Linked DNA regions of Mus musculus: region 2 is linked to region 1. Evidence: chromatin contacts called from ENCODE POLR2A ChIA-PET data. All regions are on one chromosome and are shown on one strand. The core of a region is the stretch at or near the end of the contact, and the rest is flanking DNA. Distances in the headings are between cores, read along the strand shown.

What was found. ChIA-PET counts read pairs that join two places held with the same protein, here RNA polymerase II (POLR2A).
Region 2: POLR2A ChIA-PET joins it to region 1 with 11 read pairs in Patski. The contact joins the promoter of Ttll7 here to the promoter of Gng5 in region 1. POLR2A ChIA-PET finds 5 or more read pairs at or near these places in 2 of 5 experiments (Patski and embryonic stem cell).

Annotation. Positions count from the first base shown.
Region 1 is chr3:146,496,322-146,502,334 of GRCm38, forward strand. It overlaps Gng5 (guanine nucleotide binding protein (G protein), gamma 5), which reads left to right and starts at 3,515. Exons shown (of 3, transcript NM_010318.2): 1 at 3,515-3,699. The coding sequence starts at 3,619. Spata1 (spermatogenesis associated 1) reads right to left here and starts at 3,472. Exons shown (of 15, transcript NM_001316756.2): 1 at 3,334-3,472.
Region 2 is chr3:146,850,174-146,855,741 of GRCm38, forward strand. Ttll7 (tubulin tyrosine ligase-like family, member 7) reads left to right here and starts at 2,194. Exons shown (of 21, transcript NM_001357217.1): 1 at 2,194-2,416.

The DNA.
Region 1 (6,013 bases), core at 2,265-4,764:
CATGACTTGTCTACATTATCTTTACAATAATAACCTCACTCAATGCTTTACTAACTTGAATGAATCTGTTATTTAATTAATAACAAGTTTAAATTAAAATTGGGCATGATTAGAATTTCAAGTTAATCCTAACCAAAACATTTCACATACTAAATCCTAACATAACACTTGGATTTCCAGACAAATGGACAAAGTAATACCAATTAGAACATAAAGCAATCTGACGAGCAAAGCGAAGAGGACTATACAGTTCTAATATAGACTCCTCTACGTACTACAATATTTTACCTTACAACCTTCCTGTCAAGAACGGATGATCAATCTTATCTTGTATACTAATTTTAATCAACAATTACCAATGTGTCTAAAAGTGAGTTGTTTAGTCTGGGGGTACAGTGCAGTTGGGGATCACTTGCATAGTACATGCAAAGCCCTTAGGTTTGAGCCCCCAGAACCAAATGTTAAAAATCAAGTGACTGAAAAAATAAAAATAACTTTGACACTCAGCTCCAGAGCTAAAATCAAATTTTAAAAATTTCTAGTATTCCTCAAAGTAAATAAGGATTTGAGAAATTTTTAGTTATTGTTTGAGGCTAGCAAATACAAAGAGATACTTAGTGTACTAGAAATCCCATGTGACCACTAAAATTGGGAGTTGACTGAGGCTATATTTACATCTATCAGAACTCCATAGAAAGCAATCACAGGGACTGAGCATTAGCAAAGCAGGGTTCTAGTCCTGCAAACTATATAAGGCCATTCACTGTGGTCTATGCCTCAGTCATAATGAGAAAATGACTTGAGCGTAAGATTCTTTCCAGTTCTTGGATTCATTCGGGTAGTGATAATACCTTTCAACTAAGAGAAATCAGAATACAGTCAACCTTATGGCAGATGATAGAAAGACACAGATCTCTCTGATTAGGATAAATTCAGGTTCTATTTCTGTTCTGAGAGTTTTGTCCTGTCTAGTACACGGGTGACCCAATAAAGTACTAACCCTCCTAAAAGGTAACTTGTGTTAGTTAAATAAACGAAGTGCCCAGGGACATCTCTGAACCTACATACCATTAGGGTATATTTAAGTCTTATAGTACTAATTGATGAATGAAGTCTATTTATAATGATGCCTTGACCTGTTGATTTGAGCCTGTAGCAGTATAGTACATTGTGGCAGGGACACATGACAGAAACTTTTGATATGAAATGAAAAGACTGAGGAAGAGGCAAATGTCCTGATACCCCTATCAATGGCATGTTTGCCTTCCTTCCACTAGGCCTTACTCCATAAAGGCTCAACCTTCCAATAGTCCACAGGCAGGCAATCAAGCTTTAGCATTTTGGCCTTCGGAGTTTAAGACAGAACTCATAGCATAAGGTGAATGCTAATGTGGTAAGATAGGAGGACAGAAATGTAACATTTTAGAGTAAAAATACTTAATGCCCCATTTCCTGAAAAATGGGTGAAAATATGCATAAATGTTGACTAAAAATACAAATCTTCATTGGCTATCTTAAACACTTTTGCAAACATTTCTTTACCAAAATTTCCCTATAAGTTCCATATTCAATAATGAAAACTAATTATTATACCAACAACATATTAGCAAAGCCATAGAAAGAAATGTATTGCATGTATGTAACAGGAAAAAAAATTGGGAAACCTATGTTGTAGGAATTTTTTAGAACCAAGTCCAGGGCCCATTTTGATAACAAAGTCTATCTTTAATCATCTAATATGTAAACACATGGTAAAGCCTTTGAAATATTTTAGAACATCGTGGAAGGTTAAAAAAGCTTTTACTAGGAGATATTGATAGTTCATGAACTGTATGTAATACTCATATCTTCGAATGTAAATGAATTTAAAGGCAATCTTATTTTCCTTCCTTTCTATCCCAATATGTATTGCTTATTTGACATACCATAAAACTATGATAGCATCTGGTGTGTGAGACAGCAATACACTCTGGTTTCCTAGCTCAATAGTTTGGGGAAAAGAAAACAATAAACTTTCTGAGACTAAGACAAATTTGTTTATTCCTCAACATTTCCTTAATAATGGGTTCTGTACCATGTAAAATCTTCTTTGAAATGTCTTCCAGCACATTCCATAGTTCTTAAGTATTATTGTAACTAATATAAAGTAGAACTTTAAGTTACACGTTAATCTTAGAAATCTGCATTTTAGCATACATTACAGGTAACAAGGCACAAAGTAAAATATTTGTGTTACATTTTGCATTAATTAATTTATTTTGGAGGCACAAGCCTTTAATCACAATGCTTGGAAGGCTGTGGGTTTCGAGGCCAGCCTGGTCTACATGGAGTTTCAGGCCAGCCAGAACTACAAAGTGAGACCCTGTCTCAAACAATATGGTTTGTTCGTTCACTTTTTAAATTATGTATTAATTAATGTACGTGTGTGAATGCAAACGTTCCCAGACTCCAGTGAGGGTGACAGTAGCCCAGGACTTGGTGCTTTTGAGTTGCCCAGTGTGGGTGGTGGGAAGTGTGACCTTAGGTCCTCTGCACGAGGGCTCAGTTCCCCAGTCCTCTAACTGCCATCTTCCAGCCTCAGTTTTCGTATTCTTTACACATATAATTTCATTTCGTTTCATTTTTTTTTTCCAAGAAATCCAGGGAGCGTTTTAACTTCGGCAGTTTAAACGGCTTGCCCAAGCACACCAGGGCTAAATTCAAACCCAAGTTTCTTAGATGGTCACTGTTAAGGACTGGGTAAAACCCCAAACTGATATTAACTGCTCAGTAACGCGATGTGTTGGCCCAGAGCAAACCATGTCATTTTTCTCAGTATCCCAAAGAAACAGCACTCACGACGAACCTCCTGTTTAGAGATGTTAGGTCTCAACAGGACTAATTTAAATCTTACTAAACTTTTGAGTCCTTCTGAAAACCCCTCTGGGGTTCATCAGTTACAAGCACGAAGTCAGCAATTACAGGGACATCAAAAGAGCAAACGATCCCCGAACGCGAACGCTTTATTTTTTAAAAAAGCACGGGGGACAGATTCCAGAAAGACAGGGCTAACAGGAAGCTGTGCGGGGCGGCTCGCACCTCTCGGCGACAGGCCAGCCTCCGACCGTCCAGGGTCCCGCGGCCCGGGTCCGTTACGGCGCCCTGGGCCCCGGGCTGGGCGAGCTGCGGCCGGCGCCGCCGGTTCACCCGAGGGCGCCTCACACAGGGCTGAGCTGGCGGGACTTGGGACGTGTCACGGACGCCCCGAGGCAGCGCGGCCACGTCCCTCACCCCGCCGTCGGTCGCGGACCTCCCTCCCCGCGCTCCCGAGTCCGCCCCGGGGCGTCCTCTTACCTCGCCCTACCCAGCCCCTCCAGAGGCGGAAGGCGCCGGCCGGGCGTCGGGCCGCACCGCCCCCGTCGCCACCGCGCCCACCGGCCGCTCCGCCCCTTCTCTCTCTCTCGCGCGCGCGGGGGGAGCCCGCGGCCGTCCCGGGGGGAGGGGGAGGGGGCGTCGGCGCGCATGCGCGGCGCGCACAGCCCCGGAAACTTCGACGAAGTTCGGAGCCCCGCCCCCGCCGTCCCGCGACCTGCCGCCCCCTGCCCGGACTGACGAGTCGGCCCGGCTGTCCCGAGCGCCATGTCGGGTTCTTCTAGCGTCGCCGCCATGAAGAAGGTGGTCCAGCAGCTCCGGCTGGAGGCCGGGCTCAACCGCGTGAAGGTGAGCGGGCGTGGGCGGGCGGTGGGCCCCGGGGTTGGGGGGAAGCGCGAGCCGACACGCGGCTCCTCTGGCCGGGCTGTGGGCCGAGGGCGAGGAGGGGGCCCGCCCTTCCGCCGCCCGCCGACTCTCGGCGGCCCCGGCGGGTCTCGCCAGCGACTTCCGTCTCGCACGTCTCACCCAGGCTCACTCCCAGCCCTCGTCCTTTGAACACACACGAGTCCGCCTGGGTAGCTCCGGATGGCGGCCTGATGAGCAACTTTTGTTTGCGGATCGTCCCGGGAGTCTCCGGACTCCACCTTTGTGGGGGTCCAGCCTCGAACAAAGAGGTGTTTGCAGCAGACGCCGCGGCGTGCTCGGCTGACCTTGCTGGGGTGTCTGTTTACCCGAGAAACCGCTGGCCGCTGGCCTGGGAGCTTGCGGTCTGGTTGGGGGGTCGGGTCTTGGGCTGTTGACTTTTAGGGAAAGGCTGTCCTTGTTGGTAGACAGCTAGGCATTCAGACGCTTTGGCTCTAAGGACCGTTTGGTTTATTTTTTTCAACTCCTAAACGGATTTGGCCTCTTTCTGACGTAATAGGTCGGGTTACATGTGAAACACTTCCCGGTGATTATAAAAAGAAACAAGAATATAAGTCGCCTTGCTAGACCCTGCCAGTTTCCAAGGTGATTTGATTTTATATTCAGCAGGCTAGTCCTTATTTCTAACGTGCTTTTGGAGAAGGCTTCTATTTAGCTTTCTTCTCAAGTAGAAATGTCAGAGACTGCTCAACTTCCTTGTGGTAACCATAGGAGGAGGGTAGGGAGACGCCCAATCAGTCTTGGTTTGGACTCTAATCATATTCTCACTTTTCATCCAAGTGACTTAGTCTTGGCCAGATTAGAGCTCTGAAATTTGAAGTGATCTATTGATCATCATCATTCATATATAATAACTGTCATAAAGTAGGCCAGGAAGGAAAAAAATAGTGGGTTGGGGGAGGAAATAAAGACAGGTACGTGTAGTAATTACAGTGGCGGTACTTAACCCTGGTGGCCCAAAGCAGTGAGCTAGCTCCCAGAGGAGGACTTCCTTTTCTTTGAAAACCCTACCTGCTCTGTGGCTACCTCCTAGCTTCTCTTGCCTTGCGTCCTAATTCTTCTGAAGGCTTCTCACTGGGATGACTCGAGCCACCACAGACAAACAGGTTTTTGAAGTTTCCATGGCAAGGCTCATCTCACTTGGGAATGTTACATGTCTAATCTAGGTTCCTAAATTAGGTTAGGTGCCATTTGATATCATCCATGTACCACACCTATGCTAGGTGCTTTTTGTGTGTGACATTTTAAAGCTAGCATAAACTTACTATTGTATTCGTTTAGGTGGTAATTACAAGTGCTTTTTTTTACCAAACTCTCAGGTAGGTCAGGACATTTGGAAGCCTGACTAATAGTTTTGCAGTGTCAACCTCCTGGATGGTAGATAGTGGCTGCTCTGTGGCTTGGGTACTAGCAGCCATTCCATCTTAAGTCTCAAGGTTGCTGTTTAGAATGCTGGGTTTTGTTTTCTTGAGACAGGGTTTCTCCATATAACCCTGGCTCTCCTGGAACTCTCTGTAGAGCAGACTGGCCTCAAGCTGAGGTCTGCCTGCCTCTGCCTGCTGGGATTAAAGGAGTGCACCCCAGCGGCCTGGAGCACTGTTAGTCAAACAGCCTTAGGTTTCTCACCGTTCCTTCCCTAGGATTCTGTGCCTAGAGATACAGTCCATACATCGTGGTACTTGGAGAAATGTGTGGGAAAGGAATTAACAGGCACTTCATGCTAACTGCTGATCTTGAACAAAACCAAATGCTGTAACACTGAAAACTCATACTTTACCTTCCATACAGTAGCCACTTTTAAGAGGCAAAGCAGGGTGTGGGTTATTTGTACAAGCGTTTAAGAACTGCAGGAACCTCTAATATTCAGTCCATGAGTCACATGAGACGTATTATACTGAATTGTTGTATAAGCCAAACACAGGTAGATTGAAGCTGAGTTTAACTTATCCAGGGTGACTGATCCCTAGGTCACAATATAGCTATCATCTAGGGCCTGGGTTTTAGGCATTTGTTGTAATCTTAGAGATAACTGAGATTAAGAGTAAACACAGGAATTAAATGGCTTGAGTGCATTTTTAGTTTTTCAGTGTCTGCTTACCCATCCACTTTGTTGTGTCGGTATTTGTGTTCAATCAGCTAGTTTGAGATAGGGTTTTGCCAAGTAGCTGGACCAGCTTTGAACTCAACTGTTTAAGTTACAGAGCCAGGCACTTCTGCTCTGGTTAATTTAAAAGGTGTG
Region 2 (5,568 bases), core at 944-3,443, 350 kb after region 1:
TAACCGACATGTAAGTAAAGTTTAAAGCAACCTTGGACAATAGCTATCCTTCCCGTAAGTCAAGCTTGGTTCACCACAGAAAGTCTTCTGTCTTTTGTCATGAGGATTAGAGAAGTAGTTCATAGATGTAAAACCTCATGTATTTATCTTAGAAAATGATTTTTCCCCTTTATGGCCCTACTGTATCTTTAGGTTTACAGGACATTGAAAAAGAACAGGGGCGCAGGATCTGTGACACCCTACTTTGACAACTTCCCAAGTTGTCATAAAACATTCCCTTTCTTCATTCAGAGACATATGTGCTAGGAACATCAACTTTCAAATAGGTGGCTAGAGATGACACAAGACACAGCAGGTCCCTAGGTGGCCATAGGCCATATCCCTTCTTTCTATATCTATTTCTATCTTTAGGCATCTCTTGAAATCTTTTGCTGCCACCTTTAATAGGGGAACAGTTGAGTGTGGCGAGAGCTGTACCTATCTGAGACTGAGGCCATGTGCCCTGTGTTGAAGCTGTTGGCTTCTCTAGGGAGCTGGCTCTCTGGGTTCCCCAGCAACGCTGGGCTCTAGGGATATTGGCTATGCTTATGATGACGTGCAACGTCAGTTTACCTTATCCCAATAGCACACCATACGGAAAAGCAATGTCTGTTCCTAAGTCCTGTAAATGCTGTCTTGAGCTTCAACGTTGGTAGTGACTCTCCCTCTTGCTTGAGATTGGAAGAATGGTGGTCTGACATGTACGTGTAGTGTGAGGTGTAGGCAGAGAGTAATGATAGTGTAAGACTGGCATCATGATCCTCACCCTCACGGAATGCTCCATTGAGTTTCTGACTTTGATGTCCCAGCTCTTCTGGGAAACGTCCATTTACCCCTTTCTGGTCTCCTTTTCCACACCAGGGTGACATCCATCTTAGATACCCAAATATCTCTTCTCTTTCATAAAACCCAGTTTTCACAAGGGTCAGACTCACACCCAGGTCCCAGTGATAGCTATGTTAAGGTTTACAGTGTATTTCCCCCATCCCCCACCTCCAGTGTTAAGTCCAGATGGTCAGCGTCTGTTCTACGCCAGTTAAAGCCCCATCTGAAAACCAGCAGCATTCCCACTGATCTCAATAGGAGTAGAGTAGCAAGTGAAGGCTAGAATTGAAAATACTTCCACTGTAATGTTCATGTAAGTGCTCAATTGGTGTTATTCAAGGGGCCAGTTTATTCCAGAAACAGTAACTTTAAGTTGTGAAATTTCATTTTATTTGGGATACATAAAACACCCCACCCTAGTCTTATTTTATAGGTAACTGCCAATTTTCTTCTAGATGGAGAGCTATACAGTTGGTTGTTAACCATTGTGTTCTGGAAACGTACGTGAGTCTGGCTGGGCACGAACTGTGGAAGTCAAAGAAATTTCATGCTTATGAACTTTCCCTATCCTGTGAGGTTCATCTCATGTGAGATAACGATTATTTCCGGGTTACCAAGACAGTAATCATGAACAGAAACTGACTGAACTCATGAACAAGAAAGCACAACTATTCTTGAATTTCTTCTGGACTTTATCATAGCTCTGTCCAAAGTGTCTACCCCTTCAATCTACGTTTTCCAACTTCCGTGTTGAGATTTTGTTAGCGGGCTCTAAGCTCCTCAGACATCCTGATGCAAGGGCGCTCACTTGATCTTACTTTCAGGTTGACTTTTGATACTCTATTATTATTATCTAAATATAGCTAAATAGTAATAAAAGACCAGAAGAGCCCTTTTGCGAGATCTTAGGCACTCCTGTGTGTTAAGCTGACATGTGGACTTGGGACCTGGTGGTCTGGGTCACAAGATGAAGAAGGAGGTGGCCCAGATAGATGTCAGGCCAGCTCCCCTAGCATCCCCTTAGGAGGGGATGGCACCCTGGAGCTTGCGTTGCTAGGTCCTCTGTTAAAGGCGTTCTGAACGCTCCCTGAGCGGGACCAAGAATAAGACGGGGTGAGGGGTGCCCTGGAAAGCCCAGCTCATTCTTCTGCATACCTAGATGAGAAGCCATGGGTCCAGGAGGTCCTTAGCGCTCAGGCCTAGTTGTGGGTAGAGGACCCTTCTTTTCCTTGGTTTCTTCTGCCCGTCTCCAGCCCTCTCGAGGTCCTGGTGCTTGTACCTCCATGCACGATGCGCACCCCTGGGCGCAGTGGGCAAATGGTCTGGCCCATCGGTAGCTACCACCCCCTTGGGCACGACAGCTGCTCCAGCTGCTCCTGGTCCGGTCGAGCTTCTAAGCTCTGAACCGCGGCTGCCCCGGGGGGGTGGGCGAGCTGAGGTGATCCCAAGACGACACGCGGAGTGGACCGACCGGGGAGCCGCCAGCCGCTGGCGGGGAGTGTGGGCCACCAAGAGACCGGCCACTGGATCCAGCCAGAGAGGTGCCTCAGCTGTGAGTACCTGCCCTTGCCCCCGCCCCTCTCCTCCACACCCCAGGTCGCTGCGCCCATTCCCTCCAGTGCCTGTCCTGGAGACTTGCCAGGGTGGAAGCGGCTGAGGAGGGCGGCTGCTGCCAGGCTCATGATTCAGCATCATTGGCGCCCAGTGGTTTGGGCAGAAGGAGGAGGGGACTGGTCGGGATTATTTGTGGGGTCCCACTTCAGTTTCTAGACTCTCTCTGGCAGGATGAAGTGGGCAGAACTCCCAGTCCCCCGCTGGGTTGAGCTGTCATGATATTCTGTCCCCAGCCCCAGTGTCAACCTGCTTGAGCAAAGCATGTTGTGTATTCTTGAAAGTGTGTCAGTGAGATCTCTTTTCCCACACGTCTCCTTTCTCCACTTCTCATCCCACTAGACATCCACTTTATCTGATATCAAAACATCCCCCCAAACTGAAAAATTTTTTTTATAGAATTTGTCTTATATTCAGCATTGGTTTGACGGATTCAAAAAAGAAAAGATGTATAGGAATCATGAGTAATATCATATATTAGGGGCGTGTGTGTGTGTGTGTGTGTGTGTGTGTGTGTGTGTGTGTGTGTGTGTATAATTGTATCACTTCAACTCAGAACCAGTTCTGGAAAGTGAGGAAGAGAGAGCTTAAATTACAATCTCAAGGTCACAGAACAAGAATTTGAATCCAGATCTCCCTCTCTCCAACATCCGTGGATCGTCTACTGTATCAGTCAGTGTTGGGTCCACTTATGCACTATTAGATATTAAGTATAATATTAATTTTCATAGGAGTAGTCTCAAACACTAGTGACAGCAACCTGTAAACTTTCTGCACATTGCCCTGCGACCCTGTGCAGAAAAAGTCCATTTCCTTAGCATCTAGAAAAAAAAATGTATATTTGGACAATACTCTGTCGGAGAGCTGGGCCTGAGATGCCTAACCTGCTTTTGGGTGATGCTGGATGCTCGAGCCTCGGGAGAATCAATTAGCAGCACAGTAAGCAATCTGGAAATGGCTATTTAGTTTTTGGGTAACATTCAAAGGAAGAACAGTGATCTAGCTTATGGGGTGCGAGACTGAATCACTCACAGCAGGGTGATAAATAAGCCGAGACTCAAGTGATGCTATGTGGCTTGTCACACCTTTGGGACTTGGCATAGCAGGTGACAGTTTATACGTTAAGGAGCTCAACTCTAGAGAAGGTTTGAGGTCATCTGGTAAGTGCTAGCATCCGAACAGGCACTTACTCTTAAGTGCTTGCTTCTCTTACTAAATAAAACATGTATGTGTTACAGTAGGATGGAGTCATGAACAGTGGGAAGTGCTTTTGTTAGTTGATGCTCTGCCCTCCAGAGTCAACAATCATACTGACCTTGTATGCTCCTTCTGCAAAAATAGTGGACACCAGGTCTCTCCTTCTCCTCGGGCAGGTCCTTTGACCTGATTTCATTTATGATTTATGGATTATCTCTTTAAGATGTGTGACTCTTGCCGATGTCGCCGGTGTCAGATTGCTAATGTACAGATGGTATGGATTTCCAAGTCCTGGCAGAGTGTTTGATGGCACACAAGAACACAGCCATTTAGTCCATCACTTATAAAGCACTGGACCAATTGATCTGGAGAGTTTTTGTTTTTGTTTTGTTGGTTAAAGGGGATATTAATAGACTAAAGCCCATGGCCTAAGTAAGGACATAACGTGGGGACAAAGATTTATATTTGCTGTTCAGACAAAACCTGTAAGAGAAGCTGGGCCCTGTGTGTGGTCTTGTGATTTCTAGAATGTCATTGTATGTGTTATTTATATTCTGCACCTTAGTGAGGCATATTGCAACCCAATCTGTTTGATCCCCAGAGGAACCTCAGAATTGATATGAATGAATAAGCAGAAATTGATTATTAATGCTCCAAAAGCAGAAAATGGAAAATGCATGTCCTACGAGTGATGTCATAGGTAGGGTTTTTAACAGCAGGCTTCATTTAGATAATACCACTGAGGGCGTGAATATAATGCAAGCCCGGCTGTAGAATTCTACTTCCTCTTTGCCTCTGTGTGTATTTGACCAGTAACTACTGAAAAGCATCTAAATTTATGACTTCTAGAAACTCCAGGTCTAGCTGAGAGGTATTGACATACTCAGAAATAATGAGCTGAATGACAGAATGGGCTCAGTGTTGGCAGGTGATGTAGCCTTAGGTGCTATAGCAATACCAGAAGAGAAGAGGGGACCCACAGAAGTGCTGTGGTTGGTCAGATGGCCAGAGACGTCTTCAGCACAGAAGTGAATTAAGTGACGATCTGAAACTTCGACTGATTTCCATAGCTAGAGAAGCTGTCAGCTGAGATGTGCTAGGCTTTAGTCTGTGAAGCACTTTGAATGTCAGGCATGAGGTCTGTTTCTGATGTGGTAGCCACAGAACTAGTAGAGATATTTTTAATCAGAGTGAGTTTTTCTTGCTCATGTTTCTCATTTCCTTTGCCTTAGTAACCTTCGATACTCTTGCAGAAAAATGAAATCCTTTTGGACACTAAAAGAATTATCAACTAAATGCAGGAAAAAAAAATTCAGTGAAAATAAAACATTTTCCTTCTAATGAGAGTCACTCTTTAAAAATTTTACCCATTGTACAATTATTAAAAAATGGAAAGTATAAAAATATAAATAGATAGCATACTCTTACCAAGTAAAGATAACCATTGACAACATTATTTGTGTTTGGTTTTAACTGTGATAAGTTAATTGTTACTGTATTTTTTTTAAACTTTTACTCTTTAACACTAGTTTTCACCAAATTATAAGTGAGCACTGAACATTTTAAATGCCTGCATAACTTTTCATGAGGTAGACATACTAAAATTTCCTAATAATCCCCCTTGTCAGTATCTTTTTTTTTTTTTTTTTTTTTTTTTTTGGTGTTTTGAGACAGGGTTTCTCTGTATAGCCTTGGCTGTCCTGGAACTCACTCTGTAGACCAGGCTGGCCTCGAACTCAGAGATCTGCCTGCCTCTGCCTCCCAAGTGCTGGGATTAAAGTTTACACACGTTCAATTTGAGTTTATTTTTAAAGATTTATTTATTTATTTATTTATTTATTTATTTATTATATGTAAGTACACTGTAGCTGTCTTCAGACCCTCCAGAAGAGGGCA